3 separate regions of the Homo sapiens genome follow, and all the other regions are linked to region 2. A link is an interaction called in ENCODE POLR2A ChIA-PET data of the cell type or tissue named here. Cell type or tissue: PC-9. All regions are shown on one strand. Region 1 overlaps ST3GAL3 (ST3 beta-galactoside alpha-2,3-sialyltransferase 3). Region 2 overlaps RNF220 (ring finger protein 220). Region 3 overlaps RNF220 (ring finger protein 220).

Evidence for each region. ChIA-PET counts read pairs that join two places held together with the same protein. Peaks named below come from ENCODE experiments on the same cell type or tissue, not always from the same donor. Only the 100,000 strongest peaks of a DNase experiment are listed, where the experiment ranks them.
Region 1: POLR2A ChIA-PET joins it to region 2 with 7 read pairs; 1 of 35 experiments calls an interaction of 5 or more read pairs at or near these places.
Region 3: POLR2A ChIA-PET joins it to region 2 with 5 read pairs; 7 of 35 experiments call an interaction of 5 or more read pairs at or near these places.

Annotation. Positions count from the first base shown.
Region 1 is chr1:43,826,522-43,831,521 of GRCh38, reverse strand. The region is part of intron 4 of ST3GAL3 (ST3 beta-galactoside alpha-2,3-sialyltransferase 3); the gene reads right to left. Among named protein-coding and RNA genes, the nearest start is that of MIR6079, 9.6 kb to the left of the region's middle. In PC-9, no CTCF peak of the experiment used is centred here; a DNase peak (open chromatin) is centred at 501; H3K27ac peaks cover 1,275 bases.
Region 2 is chr1:44,627,138-44,632,137 of GRCh38, reverse strand. All of the region lies in intron 5 of RNF220 (ring finger protein 220), which reads right to left. Among named protein-coding and RNA genes, the nearest start is that of SNORD145, 41 kb to the left of the region's middle. RefSeq lists a silencer at 1-111 and enhancers at 142-231, 1-469, 562-661. In PC-9, no CTCF peak of the experiment used is centred here; DNase peaks (open chromatin) are centred at 217, 2,687 and 3,067; H3K4me3 peaks cover 1,085 bases; H3K27ac peaks cover 1,625 bases.
Region 3 is chr1:44,574,827-44,579,826 of GRCh38, reverse strand. All of the region lies in intron 2 of RNF220 (ring finger protein 220), which reads right to left. Among named protein-coding and RNA genes, the nearest start is that of MIR5584, 32 kb to the right of the region's middle. In PC-9, no CTCF peak of the experiment used is centred here; no DNase peak of the experiment used is centred here.

The DNA.
Region 1 (5,000 bases), 800 kb after region 2:
ACAATAGAAAACACAGAGATGGTTCCTGAACCTGAACAGAAAGAGTTGGTGGTGTCTGGGTAGCAAAAGGAATTTTCATATGCACTGATTGGATAACAAATACATAAGTATCTCTTCTCTACCCATTGTTCTAAATCCTTAGTAAGTCAATATATCATACATGGACCCATCAACTGGTTTATACAGGCAGAGGCCTTGCAAAACGTTATTTGGCCAGGGCCCTGTCTACCTTTGGAGCAGTCCTACTCTAAGGTAAGTATTATTTTCATTTTTGACAAGAGAAAACTGACTCCAAAACTCTCTCCTGTTCTTCCCAAAGCCCCTACTTTCTATGATGTAAAGTGTAATCAGCTTAAGGTAAGAAGATTGGAGTTTAAGCCACCAGTTCTACTTACTAGGTGTGCAACCTCAGGTAAGACACAACTGGTTTCCTTAACTCTTAAAATAGCTATAGTAATGCACATTTTATAGGGCTGATGGGAAGATCAGTGAATACCTACAGCAATGTGGGTCACAGTGCCCTTTGAAAGGTTATACAAATATTAGTCACTGTTCCTACTGTTTTAATGTTTGACTTCTGCTTTTACTATTCCTTCTAGATTCATCTGAATTATTATCATAGTTTCAATAATTTAAGAAGGAAAATAACTGCTCATTTATTTTTCTTATTTGGATTCTTCTCTCTCATTCAACTGGCTGTCCATAAATGTATGCCTATTGGGCAGGGAGGTCAAGAGACTTCAGGGGACAGAAAGGGAGGGCCACTAAAACAATTCCATCATCTATGTGCAGGAACTTGTTATAAACTAGCATCCTAGCACTTATGTGAGCCCAGTGGAAGGGCTATATCTCATAAAATTTGTAGTTAAAATCACAGTCAAATCCTCTGTTCAATTCTTCTATAGGTCCCCAGTATAAGATAGAGGTCACTATCATGATTTCCAGATAACATTGTCCCTAAATCCACTAAGTCCAGGCTCTCAAAGCAGGTGTCACAGTTCAGGGGCTATGTAATAGAGGTTAGAGTTATTCAAAGCCACAGTACAAACCAGTGTATCTTCCTGGAGCAATACATGTACTTGAAGATATGAGGAAGAATGTATTAAGAAAACACATACATACTATGGTATAGAATGCAGAATTTTTACAAGCAAAATGAAAGATCTTAAAGATTCTTTTTTGGGGGGCCAGGTGTGGTGGCTCACATCTGTAATCCCAGCACTTTGGGAAGTCAAGGTGGGAAGATTCACTAGAGCCCAGGAGTTTGAGACCAGAGGCAACATAGGGAGACCTTATCTCTATTTAAAAAAAATTTTTTTTAATTAGCTGGGCATGGTGGCATGTGCCTACAGTCCCAGCTCCTCAGGAGGCTGAGGTTGTAAGGATTGCTTGGGCCGGGGAGGCTGAGGTTGGGAGGATTGCTTGAGCTGAGGCTGCAGTAAGCTGAGATTGCACTACTGAACTCCAGCCTGGGCGACAAAGCAAGACCCTGTCTCAAAAAAAAAAAAAAAAAAAAAAAAAAAAAAGGAATTTTTATGCTTGCAGTGGGTTGCTTTGCAATATATGCTCACTCTCCTCTACCACTAAGGGTCCTCTGGAGGAAATGTTTCAGAAGCACTGCACTAAGGAACCTAAGTTTTCCATTTTGGTTCCTACTCTCAAAAAGCTTGAATTTCAGTAAGCAAATAGGTAAGTAAATAAAAGATTACCTTTGGGTATAAGTACGACCACTATTATATACAAGGTATGGAGGAGGCAGACAATTTAAAGTGGTCTTGGGAATTAGGGTGGGTATCTTGAGGAGGTACTGTCAAGAAAAGAGAGAAAGGAGAAGGGCATTCTCAGCCGAGGATACAATATGTGCAAGGGTCCAAAGCAGAAAAAGAGCCTGGCACATATTGGGAATTGCAAATACAGTAGTACTGACAGAACAAAGCCTGTGAGACCACAGCATGGTCTTGCTGCTAGGACAAGGAGCCTGGACTTGCTGATGGAGGCAATGGGGAGCCACTGAAGGATTTTTATGCAGATGAATGACATGCACTAGTCCAAGAGAGAAATGAGGAGACCTGGCTGAAGGGGTAACAGTGGATATAGACAGGAAGAATATTTGTAAGATATATTTGGGAAGCAAAATAATAGAGAGTGGAGGAATGTAACTAACAATTATTCAGCAGTATCTGGGGTTTTGTTTTTATTTTTATTTACATTATTGTTAATCCTTAAACAGCCCTATATGATAGGTATTATTCTTCCCATTTTATGAACAAAGAAATAAAGAAATTCAACTAGGAAATGGCAGGAGGAAGATTTGAATATAGAGCTTTCTGATTTCAAAGCCCTTGGATATTGGTTGTGGCTGTTTCATAAAATACACTTTTTATATTTCCTGATTTCAAAGCCCTTAGTAGTGTTTTTTTTTTTAACAGACTACATTTCTTTTTAGTGCTGAATAGTAGTCCATTGTCTAGATGTGCCACAGTTTGTCCACATACATACTAAAGGACATCTTGATGCTTCCAGTTCTTGGCAATTATGAATAAAGCTGCTATAAATATTCATGTATGGTTTTTGTGTAGACATAAGTTTTCAGTTCCACTGGGTAAATACTTAGGAGGGTGACTGCTAGAACATATTATGTTCACTTTGTAAGCTGCTGCCAAACTGTGCTCCAAAGTGGCCAAACTGTGCTCCAAAGTGGCCAAACCATTCCCACCAGCAGTGAATGAGCGTTCCTACTGCTCCACATCCTTGTCAGCATTTGAGACTGTCAGGTTTTTTGGTTTTTTTTTAGTCATTCTAATAGGTGTGATAGTATTTCACTGTTGTTTTAATTTGCATTTCCTTAATGACATATAATGCAAACATCTTTTCATATGCTTATTTCCATCTGCATATCTTTTTTGACCATCTGGAAAGGGTGTCTTTTTGGTTCTTTTGCCCATTTTTTTAATTGGGTTGGTTGTTTTCTTAATGTTGAGTTTTAAGAGTTCTTTGTATATTCTGAATACAAGTCCTTAATCAGGTATGTGTTTGCAATTTTTTCCCCAGTTTGTGGCTTGTTTTTTCATTCACTTAACAGTGAACTTCACAGAGTACAAGTTTTGGAGTTTAATAAAATCAACGTACTGATTTTTCTTTTCTGAATTTTGCTTTTGGTTTTATATCTAAAAACTCATTACCAAACCCAAAATCACATAAATTTTCTATGTTACCTTCCAGAAGTTTATTATAGTTTCAGGTTTTGCATTTAGTCTATTTAGGTTCCATTTTGAGTTAATTTTTGTGAAAGGTACAAGGTGAATGATTAATTTGTACATACAGATATCTAATTATTCCAGTATCATTTATTGAAAAAATTATCCTTTTTCCATTGAATTGCCTTTGTTCCTTTGTCAGAGATCAACAGACTATATTTGTGTGGGTCAATTTATGGGATCTCTATCCTATTCTATTGATCTATTTGTCTATTCTTTTGCCAATACTACGCTATCTTGATTGTATCTTGATAGCTTTATTGTAGGTCTGGAGTCAGGTACTGTCAATCTTCCAACTTTCTTCTTCTTCATCAGTAGATTCTGGGTCTTCTGCCTTTCCATATAAATTTTAACGTAAGTTGTTGATATTCGAAAAATGACTTGCTGCAATTTTGATTCTGATTACATTGAATTTATAGATCAAGTAGAGAATTGACATCTTAACAATACTGAGGCTGGGCACAGTGGCTCACACCTGTAATCCTAGCACTTTGGGAGGCCAAAGCAGGAGGACTGCTTGATCCCAGGAGTTTGACACCAGCCCCAGCAACATAGCGGACCCTGACTCTACAAAATAAAAAACATAAAAAAAAAATTAGCTGTGTGTGGTAGCGCACGCCTGTAGTCCCAGCTACTTGAGAGGCTGAGGTAGGAGGATCACTTGAGCCTGGGAGGTCGAGACAGCAGTGAGCCGTGGTTGCACCGCTACACTCCAGCCTGGGCAACCCTGTTTCAAAAAAAACCCCAAAACCCCCAAAACCCAATACTGAGTCCTTCTATCAAAATGTGGAATATCCATTTATCTAGATTTCTTTGATTTCTTTCATTAGAGTTTTGTAGTTTTCCTCATTCATATATGGATCTATGCACAAACACATTTACACATATTTTATCAGATTTATCCCTAAGTATTTCCCTTTTTTTTTGGCACTAATGTAAATGACACCGTGTTTTAAATTTTAAATTCCAATTGCTTCTTGCTGGTATATAGAAAAGCAATTGCCTTTTGTGTATTAACCTTACAGCCTGAAAACTTGCCTTAATTGCTTATTAGTTCCAGAATGTTTTTGCCAATCTTTGGGATTTTCTACATAGACAATCATGTCATCTGTGAACACAGTTTTATTTCTCCCTTCCCAATCTGTATGCCTTTTATTTCCTTTTCTTGTCTTACTGTGTTAGTGAAGACTTTAGTATAATGTTGAACAGGAGTGGTGAGAGGGGGGACATCCTTGGTTTTATCTCAATCTTAGGGGAAAAGAATCCAGTGTCTCATTAAGCAAGATGTTAGCTATAGGTTTTTTGATCAAATTGAAGAAGTTCCCCTCTACTCATAGTTTGCTGATAGTTTTTTTAAAAATCATGAATAGGTATTGGATTGTATCAAATGGTTTTTTTACATCTATGGATATGATTATATGATTTTTCTTCTTTAGCCTGTTGATGTAACAGAATATGCATTAATTGATTTTTGAAGCTGAACCAGCCTTGCATACCTGGAATAAATCCCACTTGGCAGCAACATGTAATTCTTTTTATACATTGCTGAACTCAATTTGCTAATAATTTTGTTGAGGATTTCTGGAGCATGTTCATGAGAGATATTGGTCCGTAGTTTTCCTTTCTTATAATATCTTTATTTGGGTAATAGGGTAATGTCTAGAGTAATGTTGGACGCATAGAATGAGTTAGAAAGCGTTCTTTCTGCTTTGATTTTCTGGAAGACATTGTAGAGAACTGGTA
Region 2 (5,000 bases):
CTAACGGGACCCCGTGGCCGCTGCGCGGTGCCGCCCCAGCCCTGGCCTCCGGCGCTCTGGGCCCCACGGCCGCCCGGCCGGCGAGGGCGGCGATGCGGGCGGATTCCCCGTGGCTGCCCGGCGGCGGCGGCACTTCAGCTCCAAGCGGCGGCGGCGGCCATGTTGGCCCTAATCACGTGATCTGCCGCCGTCGCGCGCTGGGGGTGAAAGTTCACAATGCGGCGGGGGCGGCCGGACAGAGACCAGGAAGCTGCCGTTTGTACTCGGGTAGCAACCGGCAGAAGCCTCCCCGGGGTCCCTCCCACCGCCCGTGAAGCCTACCCACCCAATCTTTAGCGGCTGCGAAGTCCTTCCACCCCACTCCACGACCCCTCCCGCTGCGGGGCTCCTTCCGCCCCATCGCCCGGCCCCGGCTCCCGCCTCCTGTGCCTGCCTTTCTCGCGGCTGCCCTTAGGGCAGAGGCATCGCGTTGGGTGCTTTACAGGGGACAAGGCGTCCGAATTCCCTATCGCCTGTGGGCGATCCCCGCCCAACCCCTAGGCCATCCAGTTCTGTTATCAGAGGACTCCCAACATGTCAGCTGTCTGCTGCACGGCCCCTGGAGCTCCCATAGGCACTGCATACCCACACGGCCAACATGGCCAACATGGAACTCAGTATCCTCCAAACAGAGGCCTTCCTCTTGGGTTCCCTGTTCATAAGAGGAAGCCACTATCTACTCAGGTGTGCCCACAGAAGAAAGTTGAGAGTCGTCCTGGACCCCACTTTCTCCATCCCTCACACTCAATCCTTTTCTAGATCCTGAAAGTGTACATTGAAAGGTCGCTAATTTTCTCATCTCCACCTCTGTATCTCCTACTCATCCTTCCAGGTCTAACTGAAAAATAGCTTTGCCTTGTGTAAGAGTACATTCATCTCTGCGCCGTTATCATCGCTTGTGAAGTTTTTATCAGTGGACTGACCACTTCAGGGTTGGGGCCGTGTGTGAATTATTTGGGTGAACCCAGAGCCCAGCATGGCACTGGGCAAAGGCAAGTCAGCCCTGAGTTGTTCTTCCATGGTTGTACCTACCTTGGTTGTCGTTGTGCTCCAGTCATACATAATCTTACGAGCTCTCGAAATTTGCAGCTGTTCCCGTCTCATCTTTTGGTCTCTAGCTTCTCTCTCTGCAACCCATCCTCCACACTACACACAATGTGATCTTTCTATTGGACAAAATTAACCCTCTCCTTCTTTAAATCCTTCAGTGGTTCTCCATCAAGGCATATAGGCCTTCCCTGTCTGCCTTGCCAGACTCTTCTCTCACTCCTATTCTCTCCCTTTACATTCCTGACACTCAGCTTTGCAGAGCTAACTAGCTCTTTGAGCACTCCATGCTCTGCACTCCAGGCCAGAGAGCCTCCATGCCCTCCAGTATCCCTTGCTTGGTTAACTGTTGTTCATCCTTCAGGACTCTGGCAAGACTTAGTTTTGTCCCCCAAGCCTGGGTTTGATGCCTCCTCTGAGTTTTCAGTTCCACTGCTTCTCTTTGATCATGTATATTTTGATTGTTTGTTTACATATCTGTCCCTTGTACTTGGAAGGTCATCTCTAGCCATTTACCCAGCACAGCGTCTTGCATGAAGGAGACACCAGTGGGAACGGGAGAAAGACTTTATGAGATAAGCCCTGAGCCCAGTGATGGGTTGGGAAACAATCTCGGATTTAGGGCCAGACAGACTCAAGTTCAAGTCCTAATTCTGTTACTTACAATTTATGTGTTCTTAGAAGAGTCACCTCTTTCTAGGCCTGTTTCCTTGGTAATAGACTGGGCATGATGAATACAGTTGCTATGAGGTTTAAGTGAGGTAATGATAAAGAGGGTTAGTTAGTCAGCAGGGGCTAAGTAAATGAGAATTCAAACCAGAAACCAAGGCTCATGCCTTTAATCTTAGCACTTTGGAAAGCCAATGCAGGAGGATTGCTTGAGCCCAGGAGTTCAAGACCAGCCTGGGCAATATAGTGAGACCCTGTCTCTATGAAAAACAAAAACAAAACCCCAGAAACCAATACCCCCTGGTTTCAAGGCCTAGCTCAGTGACTTTAAAAATCCGACATAGCTGAACAACTACTACATGCCAGGCCTTGTGTAAAGAGCAAGGGATGGGATACCCAGCTAGTCTCTGGGTTGCTTTCCAGCTTCACCTACTAACTTTCCTTGCATTCTACTTTCTAACAAAAGCAAACTGCTAGCAGGTCCCCAGATACATCATTCTGTTACACCTCTATGTTCTCTACATAGTGTTGTCTTTATATCTGGAGTAACCTTTCTTCCTTGTCTGCCAAGTGAACTTCTGTTCCTTCTCTGAGTCCGTTTTCAGTCATTACCTCCTGTGTGAAGCTTACTCTGATTTTCTCCTCCTTCTACTGTAGTATCCTAGAAACGTATTCTTTATTATTAATTTTTTTTATTTTATATTTTTAGTAGAGACAGGGTTTTGCCATGTTGCCCAGGCTGGTCTTGAACTCCTGGCCTCAAGCAGTCCACTTGCGTTGGCCTCCCAAAGTGCTGAGATTACAGGCATGAGCCACTGTGCCTGGCCCCTAGAAACTTATTTATACTCCTGTCATAGCACTCAAGACACTGGACCATAATTGTCTATCTGCAAATCTAACCCCTTGAAGGCAAGGACACTAAGCTGAACATGAGTCAGTACTAAATAAATGTTTGAGTAAAGGAAGGATAAGACAAGGTCCTTGCCTTGGAGAAACTCCAAGTCTAGTGGAGTCAGATTCATTGTGAAAGATTAAATATGGCCAGAATTATTTGCATCTTCTCCTATCAAGAGCTGCCTTTCCTCATCACTCGATTATGGGCTAGCTTTGTGACTTGCTTTGCTTAATAGAAAGTGGTGGAAGTGATGTGTGAGTTCCAGATTCTAGGCCTCAACAGGCCTTGCGGCTTTGGCATTTACCCTCTTGGTGTGACACTGCCCTGAGACTGCTAAGTAAGAAAGCTGATTGAACATACTGGAGGATGAGAGGCCACATGGAAGAGAGCCAAGACACCCAATCTCCCAAACATGCGGTGAGGCCATTTTAGACTTTCCAGCCCAGCCAGTCCTCCAGGATGAATGAGCTGCATGAGTGAGGAAATGCCCAGTCAACCACAGCATCATAAATAATGAGTTGTGTTAAGCCACTAAGTTTTGGGATGGTTTGTAGATAACGGAAACATACCTGAACAGGTGATCACAATGTAGGGTGACGGGGCAATAACCAGGACACACAAGGGTCAAGAGATAGCTAATCCAGAAAGACTTCCTGGAGGAGATGATATTTGGGCAGGATTTGGAAGGATAAATAGAAATTTGATGTAGTGGGGTAAAACAGTTCTGTTAGAAGAAATAGCATGTGAAAAGACATAGAGGCAAGAAAGGAATGCCTCATCCAGGGAGTGTTTAGCATTAGTTCAGTGAGCATAGCCCATAGGATTCATGGACAGTATTTGGAATGGAAGCTGGAAATATAGGTTGAATCTATATCACAGAAGGCCTCGCTGCCATGATAAGGAGCTTCAGCTTTATCTTGTAGGACACAACCTAGTTTGATTTGCCCTTTCGGAGGTGTGCTTAGAGTCTAGAACAGGGTCTTGGGTCTTAACCTGGGCTTCAGAGATCTCCAAGTGGTATTGGGATGGGATCTAGAGCTTTCCTAACCTCCTGAAGTTGTATGTATAACACTGCATGTGTGTGTGCCTGTGTGTATGTAAAAACACATGCGTATGTTTTTAGGCAAGAGAGTCCATAGCTTTCCTCATAGTCTCTAGGAGATAAAAGAAATACTGACATTTGTGGGGAGGAAGGTGGGTCAGGGAGTTGAGGCATTGTTGCCTGATGGTTACTCTTTCCTAGTTGAACAGATGGCAAGGCGCATGCCGTGAGTGCAGTACAGAGGACAGGCCTCTGAAGGTGGGGCTGTCTATTCCTCTGGACCAGAATGCTCTGGAACAAAGCCTTGTCTCTGTTCCCTATCAGATCAGAATTCCCTGGGGTCTGGTCATTTCTCTGCCTTGAACCAGGGTTGTCTGGATCGGGGCAGTGTCTCCCAGGGGCTTATTGGGCTTCCTTTCTGAAACTGGGGTTCCCTTAGAGAGAGCAGGGATCCCTTCCCAGGGCTTGCACTTTGGGCTATGCAGTTTGAGTCCCATGCAAAGGCATTCGGCGGAGTCTGTCCAGCCGTGCTGGGCACTCTACTCTCCAAGCTCTGCACCCTGTGCCAGGCCAGGCTGTGTCAGCTGGAAGGAAGGGGTGCAGAGAACACCTTTCTTTAATTCCCACAAAGGGTCAGGTGTGCCAGCAGGGCCCCTGGTTCTCTACCCAAGCTTACAGGTCCCTGCAGCCCTGTCTTTCTGTATCAGATCAGGGCTGTTCTTCCCTTCTCACACTGGGCCTCCCTGCGAAGCCCTGTTGCCATTTGGACAAATGTTCCTTGGAATAGGGCACTGTTCTCTTTCATCTAACGGCTCTGGGGTTCTTAAAGACAGGGCTCTGCCTCTCCTTAGACAAAAGTTTTGGGGGAAGTTCTTTGTCCTTCCTACTCCAGAGAAGGTCCGTTTATAGCTAAGATGCTACCCTTAGGCCCCTCTGCTATGATATTGTAGGACTGTGTGATGACTCCCTTCCTATTTGCCCAAGACACTCACAGGCAGTGTGTGCCTGTCTCTCTATCTGGGCCTGATACCAAGGTTTGGCAGAATTGAATGGTTATTTGCTTAAGGTATCACGCTTTTTTTTTTTTTTTTTTTTTTTTTTGAGACGGAGTCTTGCTCTGTCACCCAGGCTGGAGTACAATGGCGTGGTCTCAGCTCACTGCAACCTCTGCCTCCCGGGTTCAAGTGATTCTCCTGCCTCAGCCTCCGGAGTAGCTGGGATTACAGGCGCCCGCCACCATGCCTGGCTAATTTTTGTATTTTTAGTAGAGATGGGGTTTCACCATGTTGGCCAGGCTGGTCTCCAATT
Region 3 (5,000 bases), 52 kb after region 2:
AAACTCCTGGACTCAAGCAATCTACCCACCTCAGCCTCCCGAAGGCTTGAGCCACCATGCCTGGCCTGGAACAACTTCTTCAGGACATGGTCCAAAGATAGGTCAGGACCTCAGTGGGGACTTACTTAAGCAGAGGAGGTCAGCAGAAGTCACAGTATGAGGAGAGGAGCAGAAAGAATAAACAATATCCACAAATAGCTGGTTGTCTCGGATGAGTGTCCAGAACCAACTGTCCCAAAGTCCTAGCAAATAGCTTCAAGTACACAGTTTTCCCCATTCTTGCCCTTAGACAAACAGGCTCACATGTAAGAGGCTGCTTGCCCCAGTGATGGAGCCACCCTGTTCTTAGGCCCCACAGCGCCAGAACTCAAGAGTCAAAGCTCAGACTGGGGGTCCAAGTCTAGGGAGAGATTAAGATGCAGCACACTAGCACTTAGTAAAGCAACTAGTGTTGATTTCCATCAAGCCTCCCTGTCCTTTCTTTGCTCAGACTCCTCGGTAGTCTGGGTCTGAGTCTTGGTCCTACTGCTCAGTGACTGTGTGGTCTTGGTCAAGTTACTTAAGCCCCTCTGCCTGCTTCTTCATTTGAAATATGCAGTTAGTCTACCCATCTCTTGGTTGTTATGAAGATTGCATGATTTTCTTTCTTTCTTTTTCTTTTTTTTTTTTCTGAGACAGAGTCTCGATCTGTCACCCAGACTGGAGTGCAGTGGCGTGATCTCGGCTCACTACAACCACTGCCTCCTGGGTTCAAGTGATTCCCCTCCCTCAGCCTCCCGAGTAGCTGGGATTACAGGCGCCTGCCTGTAATTTTTTTGTATTTTTAGTAGAGTTGGGGTTTCGCTGTATTAGCCAGGATGGTCTCAATCTCCTGACCTCGTGATCCACCCGCCTCGGCCTCCCAAAGTGCTGGGATTACAGGCGTGAGCCACCGCACCCGGCCTGAGGATTGCATGATTTTCTGTGTGGAAAACAGAATAAAGAATGTTGGGCACACTGTGAGCACTCAATAAATATTAGCTACTGTTATTATCCCACTCTCAGGATATTTGTGAAGATCAAGGATGCTAAACCATAGGCAGGTGTCATTCTTGGCAAACTATCAGGGTCTGTGGTCTGTGGGAGTGATTAGAGTTGTTGATCAGTGTCTCTTCTCCCAAACTGGACATTGTCCTCCAGGTGGATCTACCGCTACCTGACAAGTGCAGAGTGGAACAGAACTCTCTATCCCCTGAAGTGTTCTGGGATCCAAATAATAGTAGATGCATGGGGGCCCATAGCACTTGCCGACTTCTTTCTTCTAAATTTACTATCAAATAACCCCCAGAGCTTCTCTTCAGCTTAGCCTTCCTTCCCTTGGCATGGACTCAAATTGAAATACTTATCCCACTGGCCAGGCGCGGTAGCTCATGCCTGTAATCCCAGCACTTTGGGAGGATCACTTGAGGCCAGAGTTCAAGACCAGCCTGGCCAACATGGTGAAACCCCATCTCTACTAGAAATACAAAAAATGAGCTGGGCATGGTGGCCCACGCCTGTAATCCCAGCTACTTGGGAGGCTGAGGTCAGAGAACTGCTTGAACCCGGCAGGTGGAGGTTGCAGAGAGCCAAGATTGCACCACTGCACTCCAGGCTGGGAGACAGAGCACGACTCTGTCTCAACAAAAAAAAAAAAAAAAAAAGGAAAGAAAGAAAGAAAGAAAGAAAATCCCAGTTGCATTCATCTGGTTGGAAGATTCTACCCATCATCTGAGCCACTTTGGGAGGCTGAGGTGGGAGGGTTGTTTGAGCCCAGGAATTCAAGACCAGCCTGGACAACATGGTGAGGCCCTGTCTCTACAAAAAATCTAAAAATTAGCTGGGACTGGAGGCTGAGGTAAGAGGATCACTTGAGCCCAGAAGGTCAAGGCTGCAGTGAGCTGTGATCATGCCATTGCACTCCAGCCTGGGGGATAGGGTGAGACCCTTTCTCAAAAAAAAAAAAAAAAGGCATTTGACACGCCCAACTAATTTTTGTATTTTTAGTAGAGATGGGGTTTCACCATGTTGGCCAGGTGGGTCTCAAACTCCTGACCTCAAGTGATCCACCCGCCTCGGCCTCCCACAGTGCTGGGATTATAGGCGTGAGCCATTGTCCCCAGTATTTTACCACGCTGTTTATTTCCTTTGTGGTACTGATCACTCCCTTAAGTATCTTGTATCTTTTCATTGTCTGTTTCCCACTTCTAAAGCAAAAGCTCCTTGGTAACAGGGTTTTGTTCGTCACTATTTCAAGTGTTGAGAACACAGAGTAGATGCCTATTAAATATGTGTCAAATGAATGAATGGCATAGGATCAGGGATGGACACATAAAGTGGTGATAAAGGGCACTAAGGTTGAGGTGGTCAAGAGCTGAGAATCTGCTTTAGATGGCAGAAGGGAAAAGCTGGGAGGAGAGGTGGCAGTGGGGAGAAGGGAGAAGCTGGGAGGAGAGGTGGCAGTGGGGAGAGGGGAGAAGCTGGGAGGAGAGGTGGCAGCGGGTAAGAGGGGGTGCACTGCAGTTTGGGGCTGAAAATACTGGAGAAGGCTGCAGGGGCTTGTACTTGGGCAGTGGCCGAAGATGGCTTGGATGTGAAACCTGATAGGAAGACAGTCCTAGGGTTTCACATGTAACTTTGGTATCAAGATTATTGGAATGTAGAGTGAACTTTCCTATGAGAGCCAGAGTGGGGCTATCTGAGCCAATGTTGGACAGACTGTCTTGACTATTTGAATCTGCTGTATCAGCCTCTGCTCTGTGTTCTAACAAGACCTTGGATATACCTCTATATATACTTGGCAAATGCTCAATTCCTTACCCTCCTGTCGGCTCCTGGAGCCTGTCCCCACTTGTCTGCAGTTTCCGTCTTTGACCCCTTTCCCAGAAGTGAGCCTAGAGTAGAGAAGGCAAAGTGAGTTGAGCTGAGGTGAGAAGAGAGGAGATGAGGTGAGGAAGATCATTGAGACTTCAGCTTGGCCCAGCCCAACCAGACCCACAGTCAGCACAGCAATTGTCCGGCTGAAATAACAAGTCAGAGACGAAAAAACTGGCCATCCCTCTTTGTTTACTCAGCTTTTTTCCCCCCTTTTTCTTTGGACAATGCCCTGCTGGGCTGGGGCTGTCCTGCTGGGTTGTTGCTGGGCTCCCCTGCCAAGATGGAGCCCAGCTGCTCAGCTGTTTACAAGGCAAATCCGGTTTACACTGGGGCCCATCCTGTCCTGGCTGGGCTGGGGAGCTTCAGTCACAGCCCAGCCACTGGCTTCTCCTTGCCCAGGGCTCCCCAGTCTTAGGCTGGGGGCACTAGAATTGGGAGGGAATCCTACATGCCCAAAGGCCAGGGAAGGCATCAGCCTCAAGATGGAATGAAAACAGTGTAAGATCTGGTCCCGCAGCCAAACTTCTGCCCTTAGGAGCCCCAGAGAAAGGAGAACTGCTGGAATCCCATGGCTTCCATCTCTGTTCTTTCAAGTGGTGAACTTGTGACAACAAAGTTCACCAACAAAGTTCACTCCTCCTGGCCACCCCCTATTCTCCCTGGTAGCTAAGGTCTGGGAACTAATCTCTGCCTTATCTACCACTATCCCCCAGAAACTGCTATAAGGATCAAAGAAAATTATGTGTATGCACAGACTTGGAAAGCATTTGTTGCTCTGATGAAGTAATGTATGCTAGTTCACCCAAGTGATCTATGGTAGTTCACCCAAGTGGAATTTGTTGCTCTGATGAAGTGATCTATGGTAGTTCACCTGAGTGAAGTGGTAGATCACCCAAGTGATCTCTACGGATGAGGATCAAGTGGCTAGACTGGCAGTTGCTCAAGGGCAGGGACCATGTCCTCGTCAACCTGGTGGTCCCAGGGCCCATTATGGAGCATGTCACACAGTGGGACACAATTATTTCATTTATTAAACAAATGTTTCTTAAGAAGCTTGCAGACTAGTGGGAGAGCAGGCAATAAAAAGCACAGTGATCCCTTTGATATACTGATTTCTTCCCTTTGGATAAATACCCAGTAGTGGGATTGTTGAATTGCAAGGTAGTTCTATTTTCAGTTTTTTGAGAATCTCCATATCGTTTTCCATAACGTCTGTACTAATTTACATTCCCACCAACTGTGTATAAGAGTTCCCTTTTCTTCGCATTCTTGCCAGCATCTGTTACTTTTTGTCTTTTTAATAATAGCCATTCTAACTGGGTAAGATGGTATCTCATTGTGGTTTTGGTTTGCATTTCCCTGGTGATTAGTGATGCTCAGCATTTTTTCATGTACCTGTTGGCCATTTGTATGTCTTATTTTGAGAAATGTCTGTTCATGTCCTTTGCCCACCGTACTTGACTCCCATGTTTATTGCAGCACTAATCACAACAGCAAAGATACAGAGTCAACCTGAGTGCCCACCAACAGATGAATGGATAAAGAAAATGTGGTATATTATTTAGCCATTAAAAAAATGAAATCCTGTCATTTTCAGCAACATGGATGGAAGTGAAGATCATTGTTTAAGTGAAATAAACCAGGCACAGAAAGACCAATACTGCATGTTCTCACTGATATGTGGGAGCTAAAAAAGTTGATCTCATGGAGGTAGAGAACAGAGTGATAGTTACCAGAGGCTGGGCAGGGAGTGCGTGTGATGAAGAGAGGTTGGTTAATGGGTACAATAATACAGTTAGATGGAAGGAATAAGTTCTAATGGAAGGAATAAGTTCTAATGTTTGATAGCAGAGTAGGATGACTATAGTTAACAATGATGTATATTTCAAAATAGTTAGAAGAGAGGACTTGAAATGTTTCCAGTACGTAGAAATGACAAATACTCGAGGTGATGGAAACCCTAAATACCCTGATTTGGTAATTGCACATTCTATGCATGTAACAAAATGTCATATGTGATCTGTAAATATGTACAAATATTATGAGTCAATAAAAAATAAAAAAAAAACACAAATGCAAAACAACAACAACAACAAAACCACAGC